2 separate regions of the Homo sapiens genome follow, and region 2 is linked to region 1. Evidence: chromatin contacts called from ENCODE Hi-C or POLR2A ChIA-PET data. All regions are on one chromosome and are shown on one strand. The core of a region is the stretch at or near the end of the contact, and the rest is flanking DNA. Distances in the headings are between cores, read along the strand shown.

Region 1 (6,520 bases), core at 1-2,500:
TCCTGAGATAGTGAGGTCTGTCAGGGGCAGTGGGGAAGATGACAAGGGATACATGAAAGGAAGGGAGGGTTTGAAAAGAACTGAAAAGCACTCTCCAAAACATTCTGACAGCTGATTTCAAAGTCTCAGAAGATGCAGCCGTGGGCCTCATAGAAGGCGCTTATACATCACGGCCGTTGCTCATGCTTGGGTTAAAAAAGGTCTCCCTTACAGCCAGGGCTCAGGATCCCTAGGCAGCTGGGGGTTGGCCCCCGGGGCTCAGAGGTTAACCCTCTTCCTCTCACAGATGGGCCTAGCGGTGGGAGCGTTTGTGGCAAGCTGCAGAAATGAGATGCGAGAGAGAGAGCCCGTCCTTCAGAGTCCACGACAGCACAAAGGAAATGGCCGTGGGTGTTTCGGGTTTAGCTGTCTTTGTTCCTACACGTTTATGTTACCTGCAAGTGGAAATTCACCGGCACATCCTCTCAAAAATTATATTTTGTGTAAAAATATTTAAGCACTAAATGAACCTCTGAGAGTCGGGATAGCGCTTCCTTGGAGGGGGGAAAGTTTGGGGAGGAGGGCACGGGGGCTCCCTTCCTTGGAGGGGAGAAAGTTTGGGGAGGAGGGCATGGGGGCTCCCTGAGGGCCAGTCATGCTGTTCTTGGTGTGGGTGGCAGTGACACAGGCGTTTGCTTAGGGACAACTGTGCTGTTCTGACTTAAGTGCCAGCCTGTGGAAGCGCCCACTGACTCAAGATTAGATAATCTCCCCGTCTCTACTTAAAAAAGTACAAAAAATTAGCTGGTCGTAGTGGCGGGCGCCTGTACTCCCAGCTACTCAGGAGGCCGAGGCAGGAGAATGGCGTGAACCTGGGAGGCGGAGCTTGCAGTGAGCCGAGATTACGCCACTGCACTCCAGCCTGGGTGACAGAGCGAGACTCCGTCTCAAAAAAATAAAATAAAATAAAATAAAGATTAGATAATCTGAGCACCAATAAAAATAATCACTGCGGTGAATTCAGAACATTAAATACTAAGATCCAGGAGTTCTTTGTGATTTTTAAATATGATCTTAGAGAAAGTATAGGGGAGATGACCACGAGTCTTGTCCTTATTTTGCTCATTCATTCACCCAAGAGCGAAGAAAACCCAACTACTGGGCCCCGGACTTCCAGAGAGGTCATGGATCCCTGCTGAGGGCCCCTGGAGGGGCTCAGGAAGCCCCCAAAACACCACCCGCCTGCCTCTGGGACGTGGGGCAAGGCCACCCTCTGGGTACAATGGCAAGGTTGATGACTCATCTCTGGCACCTCCAAGGTCCTGTTCTGGCCTGTCTCCCAGCCACTGAGGAATCCATCTTCTGCGTGCCCTCTGCCCACCCACCCACTCTTTTGTCCAGAATTCTTCCTCATCCCCCTCCTACTCCAAATCAAAATCTTCCCAACTCTCCCTCCACCTGTTCATTTGGAAATGTCAAAAAAAAGTAAGGGCCGGGAGCAGTGGCTGACGCCCGTAATCCCAACATTTTGGAAGGCCAAGGTGGATGGATCGCTTGAGCCCAGGAGTTCAAGACCAGCCTGAGCAATGTGGTGAAACCCCATCTCTACCAAAAATACAAAAATTAGCCAGTCTCATAACAAATTAGCTGGTCTCAAAATAAATAAATAGATAGATAAAAATTTTAAAATCAATTTTAAAAAATGTAATAAAAAGAGTAAGGATCTGTAACATGGCCCTTCACCTGAGGGGCTGGCCTCTCCACAGCTGAAACCACACACTTGCCACCACCTGCTCTGAGCGGACGTCCCAGAGCGGGAGAAGGGGGAGAAAGGGAGTGCGGTGTCCACGGGGGACACTACAATGTTCATTTCTCTCTGATTACAAAAGGAATAAACATTCACTGCAAAAAAGTAAAAGGCTTTGGAAACGTGTCACGTGGAAAGTGAAAGTTCCCCGTGACTGGGTGGTGACGAGAGCAGAGGTTCTGTACCAAAGGGGAGTCTTACATCATGTTCCTCTCTTTCGATAATTTTTCTTGAAATGATTTGCCAACCTCTCAACGTGTAAAGCGTCCCTGATTAGAAAGTCTCCCATGTCCTTGGTGAATAGGATAAACTGTGTAAACACAACACCACACATGACTCCTTTGTGGGGTGAGGAACATAATTTGACATTTGTAAATGGAACTCTCTGGACGTTAACCAAGTGCTTGGGCTAACTTCTTCAAAGGGCAGAGGAGCAGCAGGTCACTGACAGATGACCAGATGAACACCTCCCCAGCCACCACGATGGTACCTTGGAGATCCCTGATATGATAATAGTGCTTTTCTTCCGTGGCGACTTGAGTTTCAGCTTTGAAGATTCACTGAGCTGTCGAATGGCCACTTCAGCCACTGGATCCGAACCATTCAACACCAACAATTCTACCAGAAGGAAGGCAGTGTTAAGTTCATCAGCAAAAATTAAAGACTTCCATGGGAACTTCCAGGGATAATGGAAATGGTCGATAAGCAATGGTTAGCAGATATTTTCTAAAAGGGGCCAAAGGGTCAATTGTTTAGGCTTTGTTGGTGGTCTCTGCAACAACTTCTCAATGCAGCTTTTATAGAGTGAAACCAGCTAGAGACCACAGGTAAATAAATGAGCATGGCTGGGTTTCAGTAAAACTTTATTTACAAAAACAAGTGACGGGCCAGATTTTTCCTATGGGCCATAGTTTGCTGTTTGCTGACCCCTGGTCTACAGCTTGATTCCCTGGGTGGTTACAAGATACTCACTGAAGTGTCTGCTTAAGATTCACCGATTTTATTTATTTAAGTTATACCTGAATAGAGTTGATGGAAAATGGCAAAAGCAAGCAAACAACAAAAAAAAAATATCTAACCCTTTGGAAGATTTTGAACTTTGAAAGGCAAGGTAGTGACTCCTTTTCCCTCCCAAGAGTGCCTAAATACATAGAATAGTAACTAGAGCTATGAAGGGCCAGTTAATAAAAGCACCTCCTTCCCCAGGTTAATAACAACACACACCAGCCAACATCAATAGAATGCTTACGGCAAACCAGGTGCTGTTCAGAGACAGAGCTCTGTGCACATTCTCTCATTTACTCCTATTCCACACCCCATGAGCAGGTCCTTCCTTTTATCCCATTTGACCATTGAGGAGTATGTCCAGCAGCCAGGAGGCCCCAGAGCTGAGATGACCAGCAGGTCTCTCTGACTCAGAGCTGATGCTTGTAACTTACACTTTCCTGCTCAGGTAAAGTCAAAATGGCAAAGCTATTAAAGTAGCAGGATGGTAAAAGGAACTTCTGTCTCGGTTTTGGCCATGGCCTGAGGCTTACAGATGCTGCATTTCCAAAGGGAGTCAAGATAAGACCACAGAGGCCAAGAACCGGTGACAACAGTGACACTGGGGAATAATAAATAGATACTTGGTCTTCCTCCCTGGTTCCTGGCACAGAGAACAAAAAAAAAAATCCTTTGAATTCCAGAGCCACGGAGCTGGGGCATCCTTCTCATTCCTAATAAGCCCCTGCACCCCATCCGAGTGAATGCTAATGAGGACGGGCACTGGATGTCAGAGGCACCAACCCTGTGGTTAGAAGGCTGGAACTTTCTGCCCTCCTCTCGCCTGTGGGGAAGGGAAAGGGGCTAGAGATTGAGCTCAAATCACCAAAGGCCAATAAGTGAATCAATCATGCCTACATACCTACTTATAGAAGCACCATAAACCCCCTAAATGACAGGGCTCAGGGAGCGTCCAGGTTGTGAACCAACGCATGCACGTACTGGGAAAGGGGCGACTCCACGGAGATCAAAGCTCCCACACTCAGGACCCTCCCAGACTGTGCCCTGAGCCCCTTCATCTGGCTGTGCATTTGTGTGATAATAAACTGGTAAACCCAAGTAAAGTGTTTCTCTGAGTTCTGTGAGCCATTATAGCAAATTACGGAACCCGAGGAGTGTGTCATGGAAACCCCAATTTGTAGCCAAGTGGGACAAAAGTGTGGTAACCTGGGGACCCACTATTTGCACCTGACATCTAAAGTGGAAGGGTGGTTTTGTGGGGCTGAGCCTTTCACCTGTGGGATCTGAGCTAACTCCAGGTAATGCCAGAATTGAATTAAATTGTAGGACACCCAGTTGGTGTCTGCAGAGAAACAGAAAATTGCTTGCCATAGAAAATCTACACATTTGGCGTCAGGAGTGTTGTGAGTAGAGGAACAGATTTTTGTTTAGCCACTGACCCACACTGAGAAGAGAGAAGTGCTGGAGAAAGGAGTTGGGGAGGACTCCTTAGGAGAAAGCTGTGCTGTAATTCCCAAAGCCACCAAGGGAGACGTGTCGGGAGCACGTCCTCCTCACGCCAGGCCCAGTGCTTCTGTTCAGTCCCCCGAGAGCCCGGTCCAGGTGCCAGGTGCAGCCTGCACCGTGGCAGGTGAGCCTGGGGGCCGGCTCCATGGACCATGCATCAGAACCCACAGTGGGAACATCAGCCTAGGTCTTTTAAGAGGGATCCTGCCCACGTGACAGGACCCCGCAGCATGGGCAGTGGGGGCACTGCCAGGGGAAGAAACTGAGGAAGGGGCATCAGGGGCAGCGGCAAAAGCATCAGCGGCATTAGTACCAGAGCGGCTCCAGCTCAAATAAGGGCTGGGCAAAATGAGGCTGGGATCCCCTGGGCTGCACTCCCAGGAGGTGAGGTGCCCTTACTCACAGGGTGAGCTAGGAGGTCGGCACAAGACACAGGTCACAAGGACCCTGCTGATAAAACAGGATGTGGTAAAGAAGCCGGCCACAACCTACCAAAACCAAGACGGCAATGAGAGTGACCTCTGGCTGTCCTCACTGCCGATGATACACTGAGGATAACGCATTAGCATGCTAAAAGACACTCCCACCAGCACCATGACAGTTTGCAACTGCCATGGCAAAGGCAAGAAGTTACCCTACGTGGTCTGAAAAGGGGAGGAATGCTCAGTTCTGAGAAATCGCCGCCCCTCGTAGAAAACTCGTGAATAATCCACCACTTGTTTAACATATGATCAAGAAAGAACCAGAAAAAGAGCCAACCAGCAGCCCGTACGGGTTCTCTGCCTACAGAGTAGCCATTCTTTTATTCCTTTACTTTCTTAATAACTTGTTTTCAATTTACTCTGTGGACTCGCCCCGAATTCTTTCTTGCACCAGATCCAAGAACCCTCTCTTGGGGTCTAGATCAAGATCCTTTTCTGGTAACGAAAGGAGGGGCAGGGCCTGCGTCCCAGAACTGCAGGTGGGGGACCCAGCGGGGTAGTATCCAAAAAACCATAAAACCTCCCACAAGAGGAGGAGGCAGTTATGAACTTTCACCAGGCTGAGAATCCAACACCATGTTAAGACAGTGCCCCTCCAGTGAGAACTTTCCACTCCCCTGACTGCCCCACCTTGCCCAGTTGTTGACCTGGGCAAGGTCAGACACAGGACTCAGCGAATGTGGGAGAGCTAAGCAAGAAGGAAGCATCCATTGCCCCTGAGAGCAGGTCACGAGGAGGCAAAGGGAGAAAGTTAATCCCCAAATTTAGATTGCGCAGTGATTTAATGAGTCAGTAAGACATCTCTTCAAAAAGTCTATTACCTGAAACTGACCATAAAATAGGGAATTTGCATTTCCTATTCGTAGTGACCATTTCCTAGTGGAAGGGAAAACTACTTCTACTAAGCTGGTGTAAGCAGAAAGTGGTGAATAAAATTAAAGTGACGGTGAGGACGATGTCCTGAGTCCTACTTATTTGCTATTAATGTAGCTAGCGTGTTGTGCAAGAGAAAAATGAACAGAAAATTTAAAATGTAAAGTCTCAGTTGGCTTTTTATTTTGTTAAAGCATTCCCTAAAATGTAGCAGGAATATGAATGCCGCTCCTGGTCTCTGATCAATTTGGAGTTCCCTTTTCTCCCTCTCCTTCACTCATCACTCATTAACAAAACAAAAGCAAATCAAAACTTTTTTTTTTTTTTTTTTTTTTTAAGAGACAGGGTCTCGCTCTGTCACCCAGGTTGGAGTGCAGTGGTGCAATCTCGGCTCACTGCAACCTCTGCCTCCCAGGTTCAAGCGATTCTCCTGCCTAAGCCTCTTGAGTAGCTGGGATTACTGGCATGCGCCACCACGCCCAGCTAATTTTTGTATTTTTAGTAGAGATGGGGTTTTGCCATGTTGGCCAGGCTGGTCTCAAATTCCTGACCTCAAGTGATCCACCCGCCTCAGCCTCCCAAAGTGCTGAGATTACGGGTGTGAGCCACCACACCAGGCCCAAAACAACTTTTTCCAAATTCTGAAAGGAAAATACTTCATATCAGAACAGCCCAAAAGGCCCAAAGGTGCTAAGAGGGAGAGCGACGTGGGCGTGTCTCAGTTACCTGTGTCTGAAGAAGAGAGTGTTTTGCTGACGGGGGCGCTGCGGCAGGCGATGGCCTGGACAGAGATGTCCTTCTCGATCACCTTCACCTTGATGGGAGTCTTCACCGGAGAATCTGCCAGAGGAAGATCCTGATTACAAAA
Region 2 (7,272 bases), core at 3,569-6,068, 84 kb before region 1:
TCCTGACCTCGTGATCCGCCCGCCTCGGCCTCCCAAAGTGCTGGGATTACAAGCGTGAGCCACTGCGACCGGCCTTGACTTTTTAAAATATTTGATAAGTACTCAGTCAGTCCTGGCTCATGGATTGGCCTCACGGGAGCCAGAAGCGGATGCTTTAATAGACCAACACCAGAGGTGGCAATTGCTCCCGCACGGCCACTCGTGCCCACGGATTCTAAGACTCCACCTTCCAAGGGAGGGGCCTTAACCCCCCAGAGCCTCCCAGAGTAGGGAGGGTCCCTCCCCAGGTCCAGGGACAAGACCAGGAAGTGTCACTGTTTTGTTGCTTATTTTAAGGACACTTTTGATTGACATCAAACTCATAGACAGAAAAACACAAATTGTAAGTGAGTGCGGGCTCAACAAATTTCCACAAAGTGCATGAACAAAATAACCAGTTCCCTGATTACTAGGGAAAAAGAACCAGCATAGCCATCATCGTGACATTCCCAGGATCAGGAGGTGCACGGTAGGTGGCCTTGTGGTGGAAACAGGTTTAATTAGAGCCCGGGGGGAGGCGTACAGATAATCCTGTTAAAATCTGTTATTTTATGTATGAGGAGGCTGAATCTCCCAGGACAGTCTGTGGAACTTGAGAGGGTGAAGACGAAAAGGCCGGCCCTTAGCGACTCTGATTGAGAGAGTCTGGGAAAGAAAACCCAAGCCTGGTCTTTAGACAAAGCCTCTCAGATGATTCAGGACATCCAAGAGCAAGCATCCCCAACAGACGGCCACGTGAGGAAAGTTGAGAGGACATTCCTCAGAAGCTAAAGGACCCCAAAATGCTTAGAGAAATAAGACAAGCTGTGGGCCACTGCCCTGAGGAACGGCCACCGCCTTGGGAACAGCCACTGCCCTAGGGAACGGCCACTGTGGGGGATGATCGCCAGGGGAGAACTGGGGAGTGTGTTTGTTTCACCAGCCCAGACACCTTGCTCTGACGGCTGTCAGCGCCCCACCAGGCGGCACAGGACCCGTGTTCCCCGGAGCGAAGGGAAACGTGTGGCACGTAATTATGTATGTGGTCCACAGAGAGGGAGACAGGGAGGAGGCCAAAGGGGGACCAGCTTCCTCCTGGTGCAAGTGCTCACATCAGCTCACGTCTGGGGGGCTCTGGGGGGTCAGGGGCAAGCAAGAATAGAGTCCACGGTCTGTTTCACCCCAAAAACTGATGGGGAGGTGGACCCTATGAATGCCCTTTAAACAAAGGTTGCCCCTCAAAATGGGAACAAGACAAGTAATTTTTAAAGGCACTTAACTCAGTCCTGAGGGCTCACTGTGGAGCATGGGACAGAGGCCACCACAGCCCAGCGAGTTGGTGGGCGGCAGGCAGAGTGTGGGGTGTTCTGAGAACCCAGATGAGGGCATGTGGCCCAGTCTTGGGGAGCAAGAGTATCCCAAAAATGGTAAAGCATATACTGGACAGAGATTCCCCAGGAAAGAGATGGACAGTACACTTCTGCAGTCCAGGGGCAGAGGAGGCTGGCACGCCCGGCCAACCCAAAGCAGACCCGTGTGGCAACCCGCGCCACTCTGGGGAGCAGGGGAGGAAGGTAGGCAGGTGACGTGGGCTGGATAAAGGCAGGACCCAACGTGCAGTTGAGGGGCCCCCAGGGGGCACTGAACAGGCTCACGCCAGGGAACTTCACGCTGAGACACAACTCCACCACTCAGGGACAACCTCTCAATTCTGATGTCTCAATTTTCTCTCCACAAGCACAAAAACACTCGCCCATACAGAAGGGTTTTATGAGAATGGCCTTGTATTGGCATTGCGCAGGGTGCTTTAGTGTTTTATAACAATGCTTTGTGTTAGTGATTGCGCAGGGTGCTCTAGTGTTTTCTAAGATCTTGGCCTTGTGTTAGTGATTGCGCAGGCTGCTCTAGAGTTTTATGAGAACGCCTTGTGTTAGTGATTGTGCAGGGTGCTCTAGTGTTTTATGAGAATGCCTTGTGTTAGTGATTGTGCAGGGTGCTCTAGTGTTTTATAAGATCTTGGCCTCGTGTTAGTGATTGCGCAGGGTGCTCTAGTGTTTTATGAGAACGACTTGTGTTAGTGATTGCGCAGGGTGCTCTAGTGTTTTATGAGAATGCCTCGTGTTAGTGATTGCGCAGGGTGCTCTAGTGTGTTATGAGAATGCCTCGTGTTAGTGATTGCGCAGGGTGCTCTAGTGTGTTATGAGAATGCCTCGTGTTAGTGATTGCGCAGGGTGCTCTAGTGTTTTATGAGAATGCCTCGTGTTAGTGATTGCGCAGGGTGCTCTAGTGTTTTATGAGAATGCCTCGTGTTAGTGATTGCGCAGGGTGCCCTAGTGTTTTATGAGAATGCCTCGTGTTACTGATTGCGCAGGGTGCTCTAGTGTTTTATGAGAATGCCTCGTGTTAGTGATTGCGCAGGGTGCTCTAGTGTGTTATGAGAATGCCTCGTGTTAGTGATTGCGCAGGGTGCTCTAGTGTTTTGAGAATGCCTTGTGTTAGTGATTGCACAGGGTGCTCTAGTGTTTTATGAGAACGACTTGTGTTAGTGATTGCGCAGGGTGCTCTAGTGTGTTATGAGAATGCCTCGTGTTAGTGATTGCGCAGGGTGCTCTAGTGTTTTATGAGAACGACTTGTGTTAGTGATTGCGCAGCGTGCTCTAGTGTTTTATGAGAATGCCTCGTGTTACTGATTGCGCAGGGTGCTCTAGTGTTTTATGAGAATGCCTTGTGTTAGTGATTGCGCAGGGTGCTCTAGTGTTTTATGAGAATGCCTTGTGTTAGTGATTGCGCAGGGTGCTCTAGTGTTTTATGAGAACGACTTGTGTTAGTGATTGCGCAGGGTGCTCTAGTGTTTTATGAGAATGCCTCATGTTAGTGATTGCGCAGCGTGCTCTAGTGTTTTATGAGAATGGCTGTGTGTTAGTGATTGCGCACGGTGCTCTAGTGTTTTATGAGAATGCCTTGTGTTAGTGATTGCGCAGGGTGCTCTAGTGTTTTATAAGATCTTGGCCTTGTGTTAGTGATTGCGCAGGGTGCTCTAGTGTTTTATGAGAACGACTTGTGTTAGTGATTGCGCAGGGTGCTCTAGTGTTTTATGAGAATGCCTCGTGTTAGTGATTGCGCAGGGTGCTCTAGTGTTTTCTAAGATCTTGGCCTTGTGTTAGAGATGGCGCAGGCTGCTGTAGTGTTTTATAAGAATGTCTTGTGTTAGAGATGGCGCAGGCTGCTCTAGTGTTTTCTAAGATCTTGGCCTTGTGTTAGAGATGGCACAGGCTGCTCTTTGACCTGTCGCGTCACCGACTCCTTTCTATGCACATCAGCGTAGTACACACATCACCCGAGCGGACACCTTGCTCTTTTCTGGATTCACCATGGCTTAGCCAGTGCCCTACCGAGGCCACGTCTGACCTTCCAGCGCCTTCCCTAACTCAAAAGATGACAAGCAACCTTGCATGCACATCCCTGGCCCTTGTCTGGTCGCTATTTCTTGTGCACATTCCTGAGGGGGAAACAGCTGAACGGGAGGAACATTTAAAGACTGACCAGTCTCCCAATGCCGGAAGTGAGCTGTGCAGCATGCTCTCCGGTGACGAGGCCCCTGTGGGAGGGGGACCTTTTGAGATATGCAGCTGCTCACCCCGGCCCCAGGAAGCTCTCTTGGGGAACCCGGCACTCAGTGGGAATCACAAAGAGGAATCGTCTCAAGGCGGCTCTCTCTTCTCCCACGGCCCACCTGGCTTCCCTACACAGTGAGCGCCGTGGCTGGCGCGGCCCGGGCCTCGGACTCACCCGTGTGCCGCTTGCAGTGCTTGAGCATGTTGACCTTCTGCGCGAACCTGCGGTGGCACTCCTTGCACTCGTACTCCTTGATGCCCTTGTGCAGCTTCATGTGGTGGCGCAGCGCGTGCTTGGTCTTCATGCCTTCAAGGACACAGCGAGTCAGAGGCGGCCACACCCCCACGCAGCCCACCTGGGGGCCCATGCCCGAGACCCTGGGGCAGGCACAGGCAGCGGCCCGTGCGGTACTGGTGAGGGTGTGGGCCGGCCCCCGAGGATCCCGGTCAGTCCACCAGCGGTGAGACCTGGGAAGTGACTGTGCCCAGAGGCCGGGAGGGACTGACTGCAACATCAGGTTCACTCACTCCTGCCAGGGCCTGGCCGAGCCCTGACCACGCGAGCAACGCCGGGGCGGTGGGTAAACTTCCCTGCGTGCCCATGGCAACCCGGCGGGAGAATTCGGTGAGAGATAGATTAATACAAGCATGACTAAAGGTTCCCTTCAACCTTGACAATATGAGTGGTGATTGGGATTCGGACGCGAGATGGTTTCAATCTACCTGTAATTTAAGAAGCCAATCTTAAGAAGCTGAAATACTCCAAAGCCTCACTCACACAGCCAGTGGAGAGAGGGTGGCCCTGGCATAGGGGCTGAGTCAGAGGTTGTGGTGCGCTGGCAGGGACAGCACTGTACAAGGCCCTCCGCAGGGGGCACAGGCATGTGCGGCTTGGTACACCTGACCGTGAGGCTGACACGCACCAGGGAACAGGGCGACCCAGCCCAAAGGCAGCCTCCCCAGCCCCGAAGAGGCGCCTTCACTGTGCCTGCCCAGGGCGGTGGGCAGCCTGCACTCCCAGGCCACCGTGTTCCCTCCACATTTGGGGAAGAACTACTGAGCCTGAACACAGCTCTGTAGTAAGCTGGTCAACGGTTCCCCTGTGATTCCACCCTCACCAGATGCAGGGGTGACCATCCACCAGCTCCTGCCAGAATTCTAAAGGCCGGGCCAGAAGACCTCCCTGGCTACGAGAAAACTGCGCGGCTGGGCCAGCAGGGGGAGCAAAGGCCCCACGATGAAGCCCGCTGCCTGCACACACAGCTGCACAACTCCTGGCCTCGGGTGGGGACGGCACCTGCAGGCCTATTACCAATGACCGAAGAGTGATTCCACCTGAAAAAGTTACTGTCAATCCTTTTGATTAAAAAAAAAAAAAAGAGTGCCGGTCACTGCTGACACGCCCAGACCCCAGCACTTCCCTCTTCCTGCTTCTAAAATGAACATATTCCAAATTTCAAAACTAATACACAGTCACAGAAAACCCAGAAAATACAGAAGAGATGGCATCTCCACATTCTGACCTCCCCACCACAGCCAGCATTGGTGACAGTAATGTTTTTTCTTCCATTTAACAAAGAAAATCTGCCAACAGTTTCAAAATAAACACAACTGCCAGACAGAGGAAATTTTAAAGCTTGCTCTACTGGGATTGTGAGTCAATCCATTTACAAATTACCGTGGGGAAAACTGATGTTTTTTAAATACTTATAATTTCTAATCCCGAACAGGGGATGCCTTTTTTATAGCTTTCAATACCTGGTGTCATATTCTTACTGGCCACAGTAAGTTCTTGTAGATCATTCCTGAGTAGTTCAAGGCCCATGATGTGATTCTGAACAAGACGTTTTCCTCCACACACACAGAAAACCTACTGGCTGGGCCCCTGCCTCCACCTGCTGGTGACAGGCTCTCACGACTACTAACAGCCTCCCACTTGGTCCCTGACACTGACTAATTCCCTGGTCAGGGCTAGAATTTCTGGAAAAAAATGTAAAGTAATAATATGCAACAGTGTTTCTTGCAACACTGTAATAATAAATGACTATAACAAAACAACCAGAAACTTTATAAAATAAAGGGTCTGGTTATATGAATCGTACGAAGGGCTTGAAAGATAAAACCAGGCAATATTTACATGTTCCGATATAAAAAGATCTCCAAGACGTATTTTCAAGTAAAAAAAAAATAGCAAAGTATCAAAAAAACAAATGAGCACAAGCATGCGCTGGTATGTACTAGCAACTGTTGCGTGATAGCACGATGACAATACTGGAATTTGGTATTCTGTAAAATAAATCTGGCAACTGATGTATTAATGCCAGCATTTTATTTCAGCTATTCAGAATTCATTTTAAAAAACGATGCAACTAAATAATTAATACATTTCAAACACTAAAATGTCTACAACATTATAAAATGTGGCTTTACCCCACACCCCTTGCCTCCCAGGGCATCTGGTGGCATTTGGGGACCTGCAGGGGACCCAGGTGTGGCTCCTCTCTGCCTGCCTAAGAGGCCCGGCCCTGAATAAGCCCCCACCCCTGCCCCTCCTGTCTCTACGCGCTACTCAGGACCCCTCCAGCCAGGCTCACCACACTGTCTTAAACATTTTACTTCTTGGGGGCATTGGGGAGGAAAGGGGAGGAGCAGGTGGTGAAAGGGGCTGGGAGCTTAAGGCAGACGCGGATAAAGAGCAAGCCAGCCTGTCCCGCTAAGGCAGGCAGACACTGCTACCGACATTCTGTTCAGAGAAACCACCTGTCCCGCTAAGGCAGGCAGACATTGCTACTGACATTCCGTTCAGAGAAACCACCGCAGTGGCTCTGCGAGGACCGGCTGGGGTTTGAGGGGAGAGTAACTATGCCACCTTCCAGACCTGTTTGTATTGTTTAAAAAATATGTCTTGGCGAGGTGCATGCGCTGCTTTTTTAATAACCACCCATGTGCCGTCCTTGCGCAAAGTTACCCTGGAGGAGGGGCAAGAGCCTGTGCTGGCCTCTGAGGTGAGGAACAGAGGGCCAGGAAGTGGGGAAAGGAAAGACCCCCTTTCTGGCCTTTTCTGCAGGCAGTTCTTTTAGGCTTTGACACGCAGCGTTATTCTACGGGTGCTCATAGGGGTCACCCGGCGAGTGCAGTTCATGCAGCTCCTGTGTTTCCAACACACTGTCACCGGGACAGCATGAGCAGGGTCGCTTGAAACAGCCCAAGACAAACCTGCTGCTCCAAAACTTTTAGGAAGTTGTTTTAAAAAAAAAATAAAAACAGGAATGGGTTAAAATTATGATGTGTACTGGAATTATCTTTGTATTTTGCTTACTAAGTTGAGACATCTTATTACTAGGTTTGTTATTAATGAATGTTCTGTCGTTACAATGAAGATTCCTCGGCCGTGGTGAGTTTCTCTCTCACCACGCAGCCGATTCTAGTCTGCGTAGTGAATACGCTGAGGGTTTTGCATCTACTGTCAGACCCCGTGGTGGCTTTGGGAATCATTCTATACTTTAAACAATTAGATCCTGCATTATTTTCCTACTTTTAAAACGATTTGTTTGTGCCTTTAAATTTATCACATCTTTCTGCTTTCTGGACTACTTGATTTTTCTTGCAGATTCCTGATTTAAATGCTGCCTCGAGTCCT

The links. A loop is a pair of places that touch in the nucleus more often than their neighbours do. ChIA-PET counts read pairs that join two places held with the same protein, here RNA polymerase II (POLR2A). Pooled maps may share reads with other maps.
Region 2: a loop to region 1 is called in a map of CD4-positive, alpha-beta memory T cell, with 4 times the contacts of the local background. The contact joins two enhancer-like sites. A Hi-C loop is called at or near these places in 3 of 168 maps with a recorded cell type or tissue (CD4-positive, alpha-beta memory T cell, naive thymus-derived CD4-positive, alpha-beta T cell and pancreas), 2 of 37 single-sample maps with no recorded cell type and 5 of 50 pooled maps. POLR2A ChIA-PET finds 5 or more read pairs at or near these places in 2 of 52 experiments (WTC11 and activated naive CD8-positive, alpha-beta T cell).

What each region holds. Positions count from the first base shown.
Region 1 is chr21:41,899,346-41,905,865 of GRCh38, forward strand. It overlaps C2CD2 (C2 calcium dependent domain containing 2), which reads right to left. Exons shown (of 14, transcript NM_015500.2): 11 at 6,379-6,492; 12 at 2,277-2,404; 13 at 1-17. Among named protein-coding and RNA genes, the nearest start is that of PRDM15, 23 kb to the left of the region's middle. RefSeq lists an enhancer at 1-237. Within about 2 kb of position 1,251, at least 3 of the 41 ENCODE cell types and tissues checked have a DNase peak (open chromatin) inside an H3K27ac peak, as active enhancers do.
Region 2 is chr21:41,811,898-41,819,169 of GRCh38, forward strand. It overlaps PRDM15 (PR/SET domain 15), which reads right to left. Exons shown (of 24, transcript NM_001040424.3): 19 at 3,808-3,939. Among named protein-coding and RNA genes, the nearest start is that of RIPK4, 48 kb to the left of the region's middle. RefSeq lists an enhancer at 4,959-5,008. Within about 2 kb of position 4,819, at least 7 of the 41 ENCODE cell types and tissues checked have a DNase peak (open chromatin) inside an H3K27ac peak, as active enhancers do.